Regions from separate parts of the Homo sapiens genome. Here region 1 is linked to region 2. The links are chromatin loops, found by intact Hi-C in ENCODE. Cell type or tissue: psoas muscle. All regions are shown on one strand.

What was found. Peaks named below come from ENCODE experiments on the same cell type or tissue, not always from the same donor. Only the 100,000 strongest peaks of a DNase experiment are listed, where the experiment ranks them.
Region 1: it touches region 2 in a loop (7-fold over the local background); 36 of 110 quality-filtered maps call a loop at or near these places.

Annotation. Positions count from the first base shown.
Region 1 is chr18:47,199,025-47,207,024 of GRCh38, forward strand. It overlaps SKOR2 (SKI family transcriptional corepressor 2), which reads right to left. Exons shown (of 9, transcript NM_001278063.4): 9 at 7,145-7,868. Among named protein-coding and RNA genes, the nearest start is that of IER3IP1, 27 kb to the left of the region's middle. In psoas muscle, a CTCF peak has its summit at 6,083 (motif pointing left); no DNase peak of the experiment used is centred here.
Region 2 is chr18:47,048,216-47,056,215 of GRCh38, forward strand. KATNAL2 (katanin catalytic subunit A1 like 2) reads left to right here. Exons shown (of 18, transcript NM_001387690.1): 5 at 4,665-4,831; 6 at 6,181-6,223. Among named protein-coding and RNA genes, the nearest start is that of ELOA2, 17 kb to the left of the region's middle. In psoas muscle, a CTCF peak has its summit at 2,369 (motif pointing right); no DNase peak of the experiment used is centred here; H3K4me3 peaks cover 318 bases; H3K27ac peaks cover 700 bases.

The DNA of each region.
Region 1 (8,000 bases), 150 kb after region 2:
TCATTTCTACTAGAAATACAAAAAGTTAGCTGGGCATGGTGGTGCGTGCCTGTAGTCCCAGCTACTTGGGAGACTGAGGTGGGAGAATCACTTGAGCCTGGGAAGTTAAGGCTGCAGTGAGCTGAGATTGCACCACTGCACTCCAGCTTGGGCAATGGGAGTAACACCCTGCCTAAAAAAAAAAAAAGAAAAAAGAAAGAAAGAAAGGAAGAAACATATCTCAAGATAATGAAGGCCGCATATGACAAACCACAGCTAACATTAACGGGGACAAATTGAAAGCCTTTCCTTTAAAATCTGGAACAAGACAAGTATGTCCAGATTCATCACTTTAATTCAACGTAATACTGGAAGTTATGGCCAAAGAAATTAGGCAAGAGAAAAAAATAAAGGACATTCAAATTGGAAAGAAAGAAATCAAATTAACCTTGTTCACAGATGACATAATCTTTTATTTAGAAAAATCTAAAGACTCTACCAAAAAAACTTAGAACTGAATAACAAATTCACTAAGATTGCAGGATACAAAATCAATATACAAAAATCAGTAGCATTTATACACATCAATAGCAAACAATCTGAAAAAAATCAAGAGAGCAATCTCATGTACAATAGCTACAAAATATATAAAATACCTAGGAATTAATTTAATCAAAGAAATGAAAGATCTATAGAAGGAAAACTATAACACACTGATGAAAGAAATTGAAGCGGACCCCAGGAAATGGAAAGATATTCTACATTCATGGATTAGAAGAATTAAAATTGTTAAAATATCAATACTACCCAAAGCAATTTACAGACTCAATGCAATCTCTGTCAAAATACCAATGACATTCTTCAAAGAAATAGAAAAAGCAATCATAAAATTTATGTGGAACCATTCTAAGGTGTACTAGTCAGTGGCATTTAATATACTCACAATATTGTAAAACTACCACCTCTGTCTAGCTCCAAAACATTTTAATCACTCCAAAAGAAAACTCTGTACCCATTAAGCAAGCTCTCTCAATTGTCTCCTTATCCCTAAACAGACACTGGAAACCACCAGTTTGCTTTCTGTCTCTATGGATTTACCTATTATAAATATTACATAAAAATAGAATCATGCAATATGTGACGTTTTATGTCTGACTTCTTTCACTTAGGATATATTTTTAAGTTTCATTCATGTTGTAGCATGTGTCAATACTTCATTTCTTTTCATGATTGAGTAATATTCCATTTTATGGATAAACCACATTTGGGTTGTTTTCACCTTGTGACTATTGCAAATAGTGCTGCTGTGAATATTTTTATGCAAGTATTTGAGTACTTGTTTTCAAAACTTTTGTGTATATACCCAGGAGGGGAGTTGCTGGGTAATATGGTAATTCTGTTTACTTTTCTGAGGAACCGTCAAACTGCTTATGGAGTGGCTGCACACCAGTTTGCATTCTCACTAGCAATGTATAATAGTTCCAATTTTCCTACATCTTCACCAATACTTGTTTTTGTTTTTTGATATTGGCCATTCTAGTGGATGTGAAATGGTATTTCATTGTGGTTTTGATTTGCATTTGCCTGATAACTCATAGTGTTGAACATCTTTTCATGTATTCAGTGTTCATATAACTTCTTTGGGGAAATATCTATTCAAGTCTTCTGTTCATTTTTAAAATTTGGTTATTTGTCTTTTTATTATCATGTTGTAAGTGCTCTTTATGTGTTCTGAAAGCAAGTCCCTTATCAGATATATTATCTGCAAACATTTCCCTTTACTGTGAGCTGGTCTTCTTTTACCTTCTTGATGTTATCATTTGTAGCACAAAAGTTTGTAACTTTAAGGAAGTCAAATTTATTTTTTCTTTTGTCACTAGTGTTTTTGGTCTTGTATGCGTGAAAACATTGTTTGACCCAAGGTTATGAAGATCTACTTTTATATTTTCTTCTAAGAGCTTTATAGTGTTAGCTCTTTGACAGAAGACACTTTGAATAGCACTGTCTTGGAGTGTTTATCTTACTAGAAACATATAATACTTAGTCAAAGAAATCATGCTAGTTGTGAAATTTCAGCTTCAAGTGAGATTAGCGAGGGGAGATATTTTTGTTTAAGAGGGGTCTTCCAGCACCCTTCAGATTGTGAAAGTCTGGGCACTGCCAACTCACCTGTGTAGGGAGCAATGTAATGGTTAAAAGCAGAGATTTTTGAAGTCACAATCGCCCTAGTTTCAAACTCCTACTTTTCTACTTAATCAGCTGAGTAGCTTAACTCCTTTAAATTTCAATTAAATAGTCCCTACTTCATAGGGTTGTTGAGAGGATTAAATGAAATAATGCATTAAGCATTGTGCATAAACTTAGCACAATGTTCATCTTACTGTAATCACTCAATGAAAGTTGGCTGCTGGTATTATTATTGGCTGCCAAGTAATTGGATGATAGTGCCATATAAGCAGAGGGATGAAAAAGCAACTACACATAAAATTACAGTTTCACCAATGATAGTTTAGTACTGAATTCAAACAGTATTTAACCGTGTTTTAAAACACACAATTTGGGGGAAATGTTGATTCTTTAAAAAGTCAATCCCTAGAGGGCCATAAAAGCTATTTCAATCACTGTAACTAATTACAAGGAAGTATAAATCAATAAACTTTGCTAAATGGTCTAAAATATAGTAAAGAAAACTGTCATTAACAATCATCCAGGAAGCCACTGTCCTTAATAGTGAGATGATGTAAAAGTTGGATGTGAAGAATGAATTTTATTATTTGAAAACTCCAGGTGTTAACAATGCTTTTAGAGAAGTTCTTAATTCAGCACAGAGTCATGGCTTTTCTGAATGATTGTTTACTTTAGGTAACTTTATTTTTTCTAAATTATATGTATATTCATCTTGGTATGGAAATAAGTGGCCATCTGCAGAGAAGTCTTGTCAGCTCTCAGTGTTTTTCAGCACCTTTCTTAGCTCAAAACCAGCCCCCTTCTCATCCCTCTTCCTAAAGCTCCAACACTGCTTCAGGTCCCAAATCAAGACTGGAGTCATGCTACGTTTAGAAAGACTTTGCTTTTTTTCCTCCCAGTCCTGTGTGGTAGTTACAGGCTCAAATCTGGAAGTCCCAGAGCCCTCTCCTGGGTTCCCAAGCTTACCTTGCTGCCCCTCTGAGTGGGAGAGCCAATGCCCACATGGGCTCCTGAGCCAAAGAGCTGTCTGCCCATCATGTCTTTGAGTCTAGGACTCGGTTTGCTTCTTGCCACCTATTTATTCTCAATGGTGTGTTTCCCCAAGGACAGAACCTGCCCGTAAGTGAAATGTGAGTGGCAGGGCCCTGTATCATGGATGATGGTGATTGACAACCTCCTACTTTTGAACTTGCCTGTGCTGCTGAGATCTATTCCCATGTTGGGGTCTGGCTACATACCTGCTCACATCTTTCTTTGTGTCATATGAGAACCTATGAGGCCTTTTGGACAGTTTACTTTTCTAGTCCGTCTCCTATCCTACCCTGGAAAGCCAGCCAAGTTCAGGTTCATCCCCTTTCCGTATCTTCACCTGCGTATACTGCAATGGGAGATATCAGAGATGTTACACAGTTGGCTTAGTGTGATGGTGAGGTCAAGAAATAGACAAGAATAGCTTGCCATGGCAGTAAGAAGAACTGGATTTAGGGTTGACTCTGCAACTAGTTAGCCTCCATATCAAATACCCTTAGCTAAATCAAAGGGCCAATGAGCTCATAAAATGAAATAAACAGCATAAATATGCATTGGAAAGTTGTCACATAAATAAGAAATCATGCAATTGTTGGCTGATGGGGGCCCTCAAATAGAGCAAAAGGTTTTATAATCAGAGTTAATAGAAAATCTAAAGTAATGTGGTTAAATAAGATAGAACCTCATTTTCTTCCAACATAAAATAAATTTGGAAATGGGCAGTCTGGAGTTGGAGTGGTGGTTCAGTAGTTGCCAAGGACCCTGGCTTTTATTATTTTTTTTATGCCATAGTATTAACAGTATATGGTTTTCATCTTCAAAATCACCTCATGGCCTGAGATGGCTGCTGGGCCTCCATCCATCTTACAGACATCAGAAAAGAGAGAAAAGGAAAGGAAAAAAATAAATATTTAAGTCAAAGCTCTTTTGAAGCTACCTTTCTGAAAGTTCCACATGTTTCTACCTGCATCCCATTGGCCAGGATATAGTCACATGGCCATGTCTAACTGCAAGTAAACCTGGAGAAGGTAATCTTTCAATTAGGTGTATTACCACCTGAGAATGAGTATTACAGGATGGCAACTAGCATTTGCCACATTATGATCATTTGAAATCAGATGAGAAGTCAACCTTTGAGAGAGCTTAAATCGATAACAGTGAACTGATTTGCTTCTGTGATTGGCTCAAATAAAATAAAGGAGATAGAATCACTCATTTAACAAAACTGTTTTGTGCTGCTGCTACCTGCCAGGGACTATGCTAAGCACTAGGGAGAGGGTAGTGAGCTGAAACAAACATCTTCTGTCCTCCTAAAGTTTACAGTACACATCTCCCCCACAAGAGTCTGTTATTACAAACATGGTTTGGGTTGCCTATAAGGAATCTTGTAAGATGGTCAGACTTTGTGTGCTCAACTCTGTAGAGAGAGACAAAGGCCCTCTGCCCGTAGCATGGAGAGTGCTGGGAGTTAAATGACAGTGGTTACACATCCTTACCACTCAGACAGTGTTCCTTTTCTCTAACCTCTCTCACTGCTGACCACCCCAACACCGTCTTAACTCTTAACTCTTAAATGAAAGAGCTCCTATCAGTTTGATCATATCCCCTGTAGCTAGGAGAGAGTTCTCTCTATTTCCCACAGAGCAGAGGCCACACTCATTGTTCAATCTAAGGAAATTGGGATGTGATGTCCCTCTCTCCTTGCCTGTGGCAAACAGACAAGCAATTACTCAGGCATTCTGAGGATGGAAAGCATCAGTCTGAAATGTCTGGTCTGCCCCAACAGGAAATACTTTATTGTTCGGGCCTGGATTTTTGCTTTGATTTGCTGATGCTTTTTCTGATTTTATAATTTAATTTGGAATTAAAATAGAGAATTGTATTTGCATTGCCTGCATGCTTTATTAGCTAGTATTTGGATTGACCTTGGAATTTTGACATGATAAAACAAAGAAAAGAGCACAGCATTTTTTTTCTGCTGTCATTTTGTACACCAAGAATTTTTACATGTCTTTCTGAGGAGTAGCTTTATTTTTAGCCCCATGCAGCACTTGAGATGGATGTCCTGTCTGTTTCCACAAGGCAGCTCAGATAACACAATTATATCCAGTTTTAGGGAAGAATTCTTTTGCTCCAACTTAAAAGCAATAAACATTACTAGAACAGGAAAAAGATGTTCACTCTTCTTAATGAGAAAACACATGGGGTAAATGACATGTTTCCACATCACATATGTGATTTCCTTGACTCTTTTTCTCTGAAGCTTTGGGTTTTTGGCGTGTAGCTTTATGGTTACTCGGAGGATTGTTAGGCTCTAGTGCTTGTAATGAATGGAGACTCTAAGGCATGGGAGTAAGGTCAACAGGAGTCCCCTGGCACTCAGAGACATGTATAGCTGGGCTTCTTTGGAATCTGGAATTTAGGTGGAGAACTGGAAGGCACCAATGCAGTTTTAACATTCTTCACTTGATCTTAGCCAAAAGGCCGAGAAGCGATAGTTTTAACATTCTTAGCAGCAGAGGCAAATGGTTTTCTGTACTGAACTTGGCCATGAACTCAATGCAGAGTTATGCCATGGTTAATATGTCCAGAGTGCTGCAGACATACTGGTCAAGTTATTGGGTTATCTCTCTTTTGCTACAAGATCATTTGCTGATATTTTACCACTAATAACTCATAGATATTTAAAGTTGCAATTGGAAAGGAAAGAATGACATTTCAGGCCGGTTTACACTGCCAGTTGATGCAGCTGCAGGACAAAGACCTTAAATTTATCTGTAAATCTGTTATTCTCCCTCCAAACTCCTGGGCCAAGCTGCTCTTGCTCTGAGAAGCTATCTGGTCCTAGAGTTTGCATTGGATTCTATAGAAAATGACCTCTGCTGTCCCCTGGTGGCTAGTCATGAAGCCAGGTTTGTGACCTCCCAGATGATTTTCTGCCACCTCTGATATCCTTGGCTTAAAGTACAAAGCTAAGAGCCACAGGGCTTCCATCCCTTTGTGAAATTTCATGCTTATATCGGAGAAAATTCTCCACTTACCTGACTGCTCAAATTACACACCTAGGTACAATTACCAGTTTTAGAAACATGTATCATGTCCAAAGGACTGTGTGAGACTCATACCTGCACCCAGGCCCCTCCTGGAAGAACAGCTCAAAGAGAACATTTTTTGTCACAGCATCTTCATATTAGTTTCTGCTAGTGGTCACTGAGAACCTGTTTCCAGACTCTGGGACTTGGTTTACATTCCTTCTCGAATGCAGCTTCTCATCCTTCATAGGCTAGGAAGATCACAAATGAGTATCCCTCCTTTGGTTTTTTATTGTCACAGCCAAGATAAGAGCATTTATCTCAAGGGTAAGTTGTGAAGCTTTTTGGGATAGTTCATGGTAATAAAGCTGGTGGGGAAAAAGTATTAAATCTCATGGCGATGCATCTGAAGGCTGTTTTGAAATCTGTTGAGGGATGCCAATGGTGAGATGTTTTTTCAGTTAGGATGGGCTTTGGCAACCTCAGGTTGGGAGGTCATCCATGGTGGACTTCTGTGCAACCCACATTACCTTAGAAATCTTGGCTGCAAAGTGTTCACTATTTAACTCTCTCATCTGAAAAGCAGAATTTGGGGCATAATATGATCTTGTGGACTTGGATTTAACATCACAGTAAGTAGGAAGGCCTACGATGGGCTCTATCAGCAACACTACTGGAAGACCTAGCAGGAATTTAGAACATTCCTTTACCTATACAAAGATCCTAAAACAATGGAGGAGTTGTCCAGATGCTGACAATGACCAAACGCTGGGCTAGCCTTTAATAATCATTTTTGAAGGAATTCTGTTTTCAAAAATAATTTATTCAAATATTTTTATACCAAAAAAATTTTAAAAGTATGAATTTCTCTTAGTTGTCCTCAAGCAAATGTGCATTTAACTACATGAACACAACCATTACTTCATAGTTTTTTTATTATAGACTTTTTTATCCACATGAATGTTAAAGAAACTACAACAGAGTTAAATGCCATTTTTGATAACATGATTATATTCTTAATTACACTCAATATTAAACTGTAAAATATTTCCAAAGGAATACAATCCTCATTCATACAGCAGGCAAAGTACAGAGAGGAAGGGGCCACATGTAAGTCTGTCCAGTTTGCTATGAAAAGCAGGTTTGTACGGCTGGTGCCTTCCCATCCATTGAAACGCTATCCCCACTCCTAGGATGGGTCTTGTGTTTTCTTCCACCAAGAATCACTTCTTCAAAAAGAGAAGACAGTTTTGTAGAGTTGCTTTCTCCATGTGTGCAGGACTGAGACTGCCTGGGACCATCCGCTGATTTCCCATCCCAACTGGCTAACAGCACTTCCCATGCTCTGGGTTCAGCTATCCTTTAAAAACACAAAGACTCGAACTTTGGTTCCACCAAAAGATGCAACAAGCATTGACTGCTCTGGTTGGCTCCCCCCTCCCCCCACTAATGAATGGCTGCTACAGTCTATTTTACATGGTTGTCCATGCTGTTTTGAGGTCACTTGTCCTTAGGTTCTCCTGAACCTGATTTTGTATTTAATTCCCAAGCCCTTTCGATCTGCAGTCTTTAACACGGGTCAGAAGTGCTCCATGGCAGGCTGTATCTTACAAGAGAACAAGAGTAAGTAGTTCTGTGCACCTGGGATAAGACAAAAGCATAGAATGACAAGCTGAACCTAATATAATCAGATAATTTTAAAACATTTAAAGTAATATTTAGTATACCCTCCTTAGGAGAAGACATTTTGTCTGCTACCCTAGGTTATATATC
Region 2 (8,000 bases):
AAAACCAATCAATTTTTGATATTTTCCCAAAAAGTCTGATAAGCATCTTTTCCTCCATTAAATAAGGGAGCTACTGGAACTAAAAGTCGGTTTTGAGACTCCAGTGACCCTCGTCCTGGAGAGGTACAAAGGAAAAAGGTGAGGAGGGCAGGAGGCAGTTGACAACGAACTGAGAGTTCCCATTGTTTCTCTTACCCATGCCAGCAACCACTGCTTTCAATAAACCTATTGCCCCCTAGAAGGAAATGAGTGCCCCCGTCCCATGGTTAGCAGACAGGCAGGCCATCAGTCACTTCTCAGCTTAGGCTCAAACTCTGTATCTCCACATAGCAGTGGGGTGGAATTGAGCCCCGGAGCAGGGCAGGGCTGACTTTGGTCTTTCTGTGCCTCTGTTTCTCCATCTGGGCTATAAGAGCATTCCTGAAATTGACAAGCCAGACAGTCTGCATGTGGGTAGTGGGCTGCTCTGCTCTATTCACCAGGCACTTAAGTAAAGTAACCCCAAGGGTAGCATATGAGAAAGTGCTAAGTGTTCAATCTATGACAGGGCTGTGGGGCTTGTTGTCATAGGGACGGCTTCCAGGATATGCGTATAAACTTAGAAGCCAGACTCTTTTTTTTTTTTTTTTTTTTTTTTGAGACGGAGTCTCACTCTCTCGCCCAGCCTGGAGTGCAATGGCGCGATCTCGGCTCACTGCAAGCTCCGCCTCCTGGGTTCAGGCCATTCTCCTGCCTCAGCCTCCCGAGTAGCTGGGACTACAGGCACCCGCCACCAAGCCCGGCTAATTGTTTTGTATTTTTAGTAGAGACGGGGTTTCACCGTGGTCTCGATCTCCTGCCCTCGTGATCCACCCGCCTCGGCCTCCCAAAGTGCTGGGATTACAGGCGTGAGCCACCGCGCCCAGCCCAGACTATTTTCTTTCAAATGTCTGCTCTTCCCTTTGCTAATCTGTGATCTTGGACAAGTTACTTATTCTCTTTATGCTTCAGTTCCCTTGTCTGTAGAATGGAGTAATGGGGTATAGCTAAGTATCAGGTAGATGCCATTATTACGAGGATTAAATATGTAACATGCTTAGAATCATGCCTGACAATTACACTTATACTTCTATTATTGATAGGATTTGGGTTTTATTCTCTTAATACCCAACTTGGTTCAGCAAAGGACTTAAAGAAACTGGAATGTGGGCTTGGCCCATTTTACATCATCTTTTGATGGAATCTCAGCTCTATCCAAAGAACCCTGAGTTAAAATACCTCAAGGTGCTTTTCTGAGTGTGTGCAGCACTTGGAGCAGTAGTTATACAGAATATTAATAGGTGTTAAAGAGTTTTGTGGTCAGGTAAGCTTGGCAGATATTGGGTTAAATTAAACTAGGTCCCTCATTTCAGGACTTCTCAGACCATCTGATTTACTATGTGCAATGAGAATATCATACTAAAGTCACAGTATTCAAGGTTTTGCAAATCAATTTGGCCAAAGCTTTTCCAGGGTTTTGTTATTGTGGTTGTTGTTTTGGAGACAGGGTCTCACCTATCATCCAGGCTGGAGTGCAGTTGCCCAATCATGGCTCACTGCAGCCTCAAATTCCTGGGTTCAAGTGATCCTCTCACTTCAACCTCCTGTGTAGCTGAAACTACAGGTGTATGCCACGACACTGTTTGTTTATTTATTTATTTCCTTATTCATTTATTTTTGGTAAAGATGGAATCTCGCTATGTAGACATAGCTGGCCTTGAACTTGTGGTCTCATGCAATCCTCCCACCTCAGCCTCCCAATTAGCTCAACTGCAGGTGCGTGCCGCCATGGCTACTTTTTGTTTCGTTGTTTTGTTTTGTTTTTTGGTAGAGATGAGATTTATCTGTTGCCCAGGCTGGTCTGGGACTCCTGGGCTCAAGCGATCCACCCACCTTGGCTTCCAGAGTGCTGAGATTACTGGCATGAACCACCATGCCTGGCCTAAGGAACTCTTTTTTTTTTCTCAGACCATCTTTAGAGACGAGTTTTCCACAGATAACTTTGAGAATGCTGTCTTCCTAGATAAGTTGACTCTTATAAAACTTAAACTCACCATGCCAGGTCCCAGCACTGTGAACATAGTAACAGAATCTCAGTAAATGTTATTTGCATAGCCATTGAGGAACTTACTAGAATGTAGATGGGTAGAATAATTAGAAACGAAGACAATGCCATTTTCACAAATTATCCCTGATTTTTTATTACAATGTATTTTTTGTTCCAGAAATTGTATCAGAAAGAAGAACTGTAAAAACAAAAAGATAAAAATAAAAGTCAGATGTAGTTGTTAAGGCCAAGTAGTTTGCTGCTTACAAAGCATGCATTTTTCCTTTCTGCCACGAGATGGCTCTTTGTATCGTGAATCAATGAAAGTTCTACTAGAACTGATCATTTTCCGAAACCTGCTGGGAAAGGGACAAATGAGTGGACTGTCAAAACGAAAATGAACTATAGGTATTTTTAAGGACATATGAGTGTCAATAAAAGAGATCTGCCTTAACGAAGTTCTACAAATTCAGCAGAGGATAGATTACTGTGGATTAAAATAAACAATCAGGGAAAGCTTTGTAGAGAGGGTGACGTGAGCTGGACTTAAAAGATGTATAGAATATGAATAGACCGATGTGATGTAAGGCCATTCCTGGCAGAGGCACAGAGGAAGAAGGGGCACAGCCTAAGTGGAACAATTAAGTAAACAAGAAGACCAGAGTTTGAATGTGTGAGTGAGAATTGGTGACAGCAGACAATGGAGGGTCATGGATGCTGGTTCTTCTATTAATAGTCCTCCATATCCATCTTCTCGGGCTTGGGTAATTTTAGTAGCCTCTGCGTCTCTCTCTTGTGTCTTGTTATTATGGCCCAGTATTGCACACTACTCCTAAAGTCCCGTCCTGTCGCTCTGTTGGTTAAGAATCTCTAGCGGCTCCTCCTGCCAACCACATCGAATTCAAACCTCATTCAAGCTCAGCTCACTTGAGACCAGACGTTCGGGACCAGCCTGGGCAGCACAGCAAGACCGCATCTCTACAAAAAATAAAATAAAATAAATAGCTGGGCGTGGTGGTGCACGCCTGTAGTCCAAGCTACTTGAAAGGCTGAGGTGGGAGGATTGTTTGAGCCCAGGAGTTCCAGGCTGCAGTGAGCCAAGATTGTGCCACTCCAGCTTAGGTGACAGAACAAGGCCCTGTCTCTAAAAAGAAAAAAAAAAAAGGTTAAAAAAAGTTTGTAAAAACAGAGGAAATGTTAGTCATTTTCTCTGAGGGGCAGAATTTTCTTTTGATTTACCAGTATTTTCTAGTTTTTTCTTAAGTGAATATGTATTACTCCATACTAAAGTTATTAATAAAAAACTGATTTAGTTTTTCTCTCTGTAAAATGAGGATTAAGACATAGTATAGAAGCATGGTGAGACATGAAAAAGTATAGAAGGTGATTGGCTAGAGTCAACTGACTGTGGTTTGCAGCTTCTTTAAAATTAGCTTAGGAGAGATACATACATTTCAAGGTCATTGAAAATAATCATGGCATCTTCTTTTAAGAAAGTTCAGGCTAGGCATAGTGGCTCACACCTGTAATCCCAACACTTTGGAGGCCAAGAAGGGAATCAATTGCTTGAGGCCAGGAGTTTGAAAGCAGCCTGGGCATCATAAGGAGACCTTGTCTGAAAGAAAGAAAGAAAGAGAGAGAAGAGGAGGGCTACTAAAAAAGAAAGTTTTCTCTTTCTACTTTCCTGGATCTAGATTCAAATGAAACAGAAAGAACTCTAACCTGCAGCAGAAATCTGAATCTGGGGTCCTTGGATGAGCTCCTGAAATTGTATGCTAATTTGCACATGTGCACACTTTTCAGGAGAAAATTGTTGGTTTTAAAAGAAGTTAAGAACTAAAATTTAAGACCTGGAGAGTCTTTCTTCTTTCAGAGGATTTTGAGACACAGCCCTTGCTTCCAGTGCTAAGGCCACTTATATTGGACAGTTTTACAACTGAACAAGTTAAAAATGACAGTAAGGAACAAAGATCAAGGTACTACTTTTATACAGAAACACTCTGAAGTGCAATGTGTGACTGATTAAAAAATTACCAGAAACAAATAATACATTCCAAGTGGATGTTATCTTATATGAAAGTTCTTTGATGATCTTGATTGGTAGATCTTTGGAATTTCCTTCAGTGCTCGAGACTTGTTAATGTGAATTACTTCAATGATGGCAAATTTGGGTTGAATTTGGGTTTTATCATTTTGCCAAATGTTACCTAAAATGAATACCTGTGAATAAAGAGGTAACCAAGTTTGGGCAGATACCCATTTTAGGCTGCAAATGAGTAAAGACAAATCACAAGATGTTTCTTGGTTGATTTACTTATTTGACTTTTAAGCACTTCCAAAAACATCCTTAACAACGGTGACATCACCAGAATAAGTATGTAACTTTCAAAGGCAACTGCTTTGAAAGATAATAGTTAAATATACTTAACAAATATGGGGCTCTTTATAGGCAAACCTCCTATGCACATACTAGTTTTCATCTAATGTGCTATATATAGGCTTACTTTTTGTATTGCATCCCTTTAGACTTGTAATGCCTGTTAGCCATTATTCTTTTCACCTCAGTTAATTTCTTCTTTTTATTCTGTGAAACTGCCAGGTATATCGATACAGCAAATGCTTTGGAGCAAGAAACTAAACTGGGGTTACGACGGTTTGAAGTTTGTGACAACATTGATCTTGAAACTATTTTGATGGAATATGAGAGTTATTATTTTGTAAAATTTCAGAAATACCCCAAAATTGTCAAAAAGTCATCAGACACAGGTACATGCCTATTTTCTAGAGATAAGGCTTTGTCTCATCTGTAAGATTAGTGTTTCTTTCTCATCTTATTCCCAGATAGATGGAGACCCTCACCCTGCACCAAAGGAGTAGGCCAGGAGGATTGTGTAGCCATTCTCATATCCAGCACAGACAACTGAAATATGATTACCTGGACACTGATATCCCTTTAGGCACTTTGGCATTTGTTTGAGAAAATGTGTTTTCAGGCAATGAAAGCAAAACCCCAGTGTATCATAGGTACTTTTCAGATGATTAGCATTACTTTAATTTCCTTAGAGATGAAAAGAACTGTTGGAAGAGGATAAATGACAGAAGACTTTTTTTGTTTTTAGGAGACCTATTATCTGTCTTGAAAATAACTACAAAAATGAGTATTGGGGAAGCTAATAGCTCATGTATAGATAATGAAAAGCTTTTGAAAGCCATCAATCCAGATAATGATCAATATAATATAAAAACCCAGTATAGGTTAGCAGTCAACAAGGCTGGCTGGAGGAAAGATCTAAAGTGGGGGCCCTGTGCTTTGTAGTAACATTGACTGAGAAGTCTGTAAGTGGGGGAAGTAATTATAAACCAAGGGAGATCATTGTCCTGTTTACAAGCCACTTGTTAAGCCACAGACTTTAACATTTCATGTAGGGACCGGGAAACCAAGAGGAACATCAATTTAAAATAGCCAGGGCCAGATCTCAGAGCTAGAAAAGGTCAAAGAGGTATTTTATCTGAGCTCCCTTCCAATGCAGCATTCAGAGCTTGACTTCCTTGGCAGGTGGTTAGATGTGGGCCTTGAAGAGACAGCCCAGACTCCTAAACACAGGGTGATCAGCACTGTTAGTGACATGATCTCACTTCCAGATGGCTAGTTCCCATCTAGCATGATACCCAAATTCTCCTATGATATTGGACACGTTATTTTTATTTTAACTAGCAGAGTATGACTTCAGTGTTCCCTGCCAGATTCGTGCAATCATCCTGGTGTCCCATGTAATGCAGCAAAATGGTGTCAAGTTCATGAAAGCGTAATGAAATGGTAGCTGTAAAGCTAGCCTATATTGGAGTTGCCACCAGGTCCACAGTCTCTGACATGTTTAATATCTGAGCCCTTTGCAATCTTCCTCTGTGAGGAGATGCTGGAGAAGCTCAGGCCTCTTTCTCTTCGCTGGTAATTTCAGTTCTCTCTAGATGAGAATAGCTTAAAGTCTCTAGATTCCAATTGGTTAAAACTCAAATTTTAAGAACAATGCAAAAAGGGGAAACATACCTGAAAAAAATCACTTTGTCACTCTTAAAATTATTTTCTTTCCCTCCCAATGTCTGTTTTGTCACAGCAGAAAATAATTTACCGCAAAGAAGTAGAGGGAAGACCAGAAGGTAAAGTGAATGGTAATTCTTCTTAATCGACTCGGCTCGAGGAGCTTGTGGAATCCCTTTCCAGAAGCTTTACCATCACAGCTCTGTGACTGTCTCCCAGCAATACTGACTGCAGTCATGTGACCTGGCCCAGCCCAGGACTTCTCTCATTACAGCTGCCCCAGATTTGGGCCAATGTCCGTCTACTCTCCTGGTTTTACTGTAAATAAGTATATCCTGTGATGCTCTGTCTTTCCAGGCCATGTGGTATGAAAAGTCTTAACCTCAAAGGTTAAAAGACCCAGGTTCAACTCCTGGCTCTGCTATTTACAAGCATGGAGCAAGTTTTGGACACATAGTGAGTTCCTGGCACACAGTGAGCACCCAAGATATAATATTTTCCCTCTTTTCATCATTTAGTTAATTTCAAGCACTCCCAGATCAGATGTCCTGACCTGTCTGAAGATCAACAATGAGCCAGGAGGTGTGAGCTCAGGCTTCTGGCTTCGCCAGTCCTGACCAGTGGGGACCCATTCTTCTCTTGCTTTTCCCTCCTGTTCACAGCTCATCTTGCATTCCTTTCTCCAGCTTCTCAAGTCCAAATCTCATTTGGGGCTTGTAGCCTCTGATGGGAGCCCCTCTGTCTCTGGACCTTTTTGGGTGCACATATTCTCTCACAAGGCCCCCTACTCTTGCCAGTGTCCTTCGCATTCCTCTCGCCCCACTCCCATAGACCCCTCCACTGTCAGAGCTGTTCAGAAATACCCAGGGGAACAAGGGTGCTGCTGCCGGCTGCCAGTGAGGGCCAGCTCTGGGGCATCGCAACCTGTGGGCTGTTGCTATTACAGTAGGGCCTAAACCTCATGGAAAGACACAGCCATCCAAGCAGTCAACAAAGTGTTTAAAGTCTTAAAATGCTCTTGGAAAAAGAAAAGTTAGATTGTAATCACATGCAACTTATTAGGCCCTCAAGAGGTATGGATTCTGTTATGCCTCCGCTACATTTCCCACCCCTGCGACTCCAGTTCCCTTGTTCCAGCCTCAGAAGGAAGGGCCTAGGACACTTTACAGGGCTGGTGGGCACAGCTTGCAAAAATGGCTGTGGAGCCCACGCACGCTCCACGATCCTACTTGTTATAATACTTGGCCTCGGGCTACCTTTGCTTTGTGCTATTCTGCAGGAAGAGTTTTATCGCTTTGACAAAAGTGTTATTCTTTTATTTATAGTTTCCACAAAGTTAGTCAGACTCTGGGTAATAAATGATAACTGCTTGTGCATAGAAATCATGAGGAGCGTTTGCAGCCAGCTTCGGAAGGCTTTTGGATTCTATTTTTCTGGAACCTTCTCAGCATTCTTCCCTGGCAAATGCTCTGTGAGTGAATGGTGTCAGAGTGCTTTGTTCCCCTTAGGCAAGGAGCACCGTGGCACATTTGACAGTGTGGGGGCTCCTCAGCTCCTCTCTGAGTAGATGTTTGTATGTGGCAAGTGTAAAAGTTGAATAGCAAATGGTTAGAATCAGGAGGAATAACTAGGAAAGTAATGAATGGTGTTTCTGCGGACAATTTATACTCAAATATAGTTACTAAAATGAGACATGTCATGAGACTGGCTATTAGCAAATCAAAGTGTCTTTTCCTAATCTTGGAAAAGATTTATAATCCCCACTTAAAGATTTGCTGATGAACCAAGGGAGGAAAGGTTATCTAATGTGATGGATGACAGAAATGGGATCCCAAAAGATCTTGGCAATTCCAGAGATGGGTTCAAAGTAACAAGACGAAATTTAATAAAATAAGG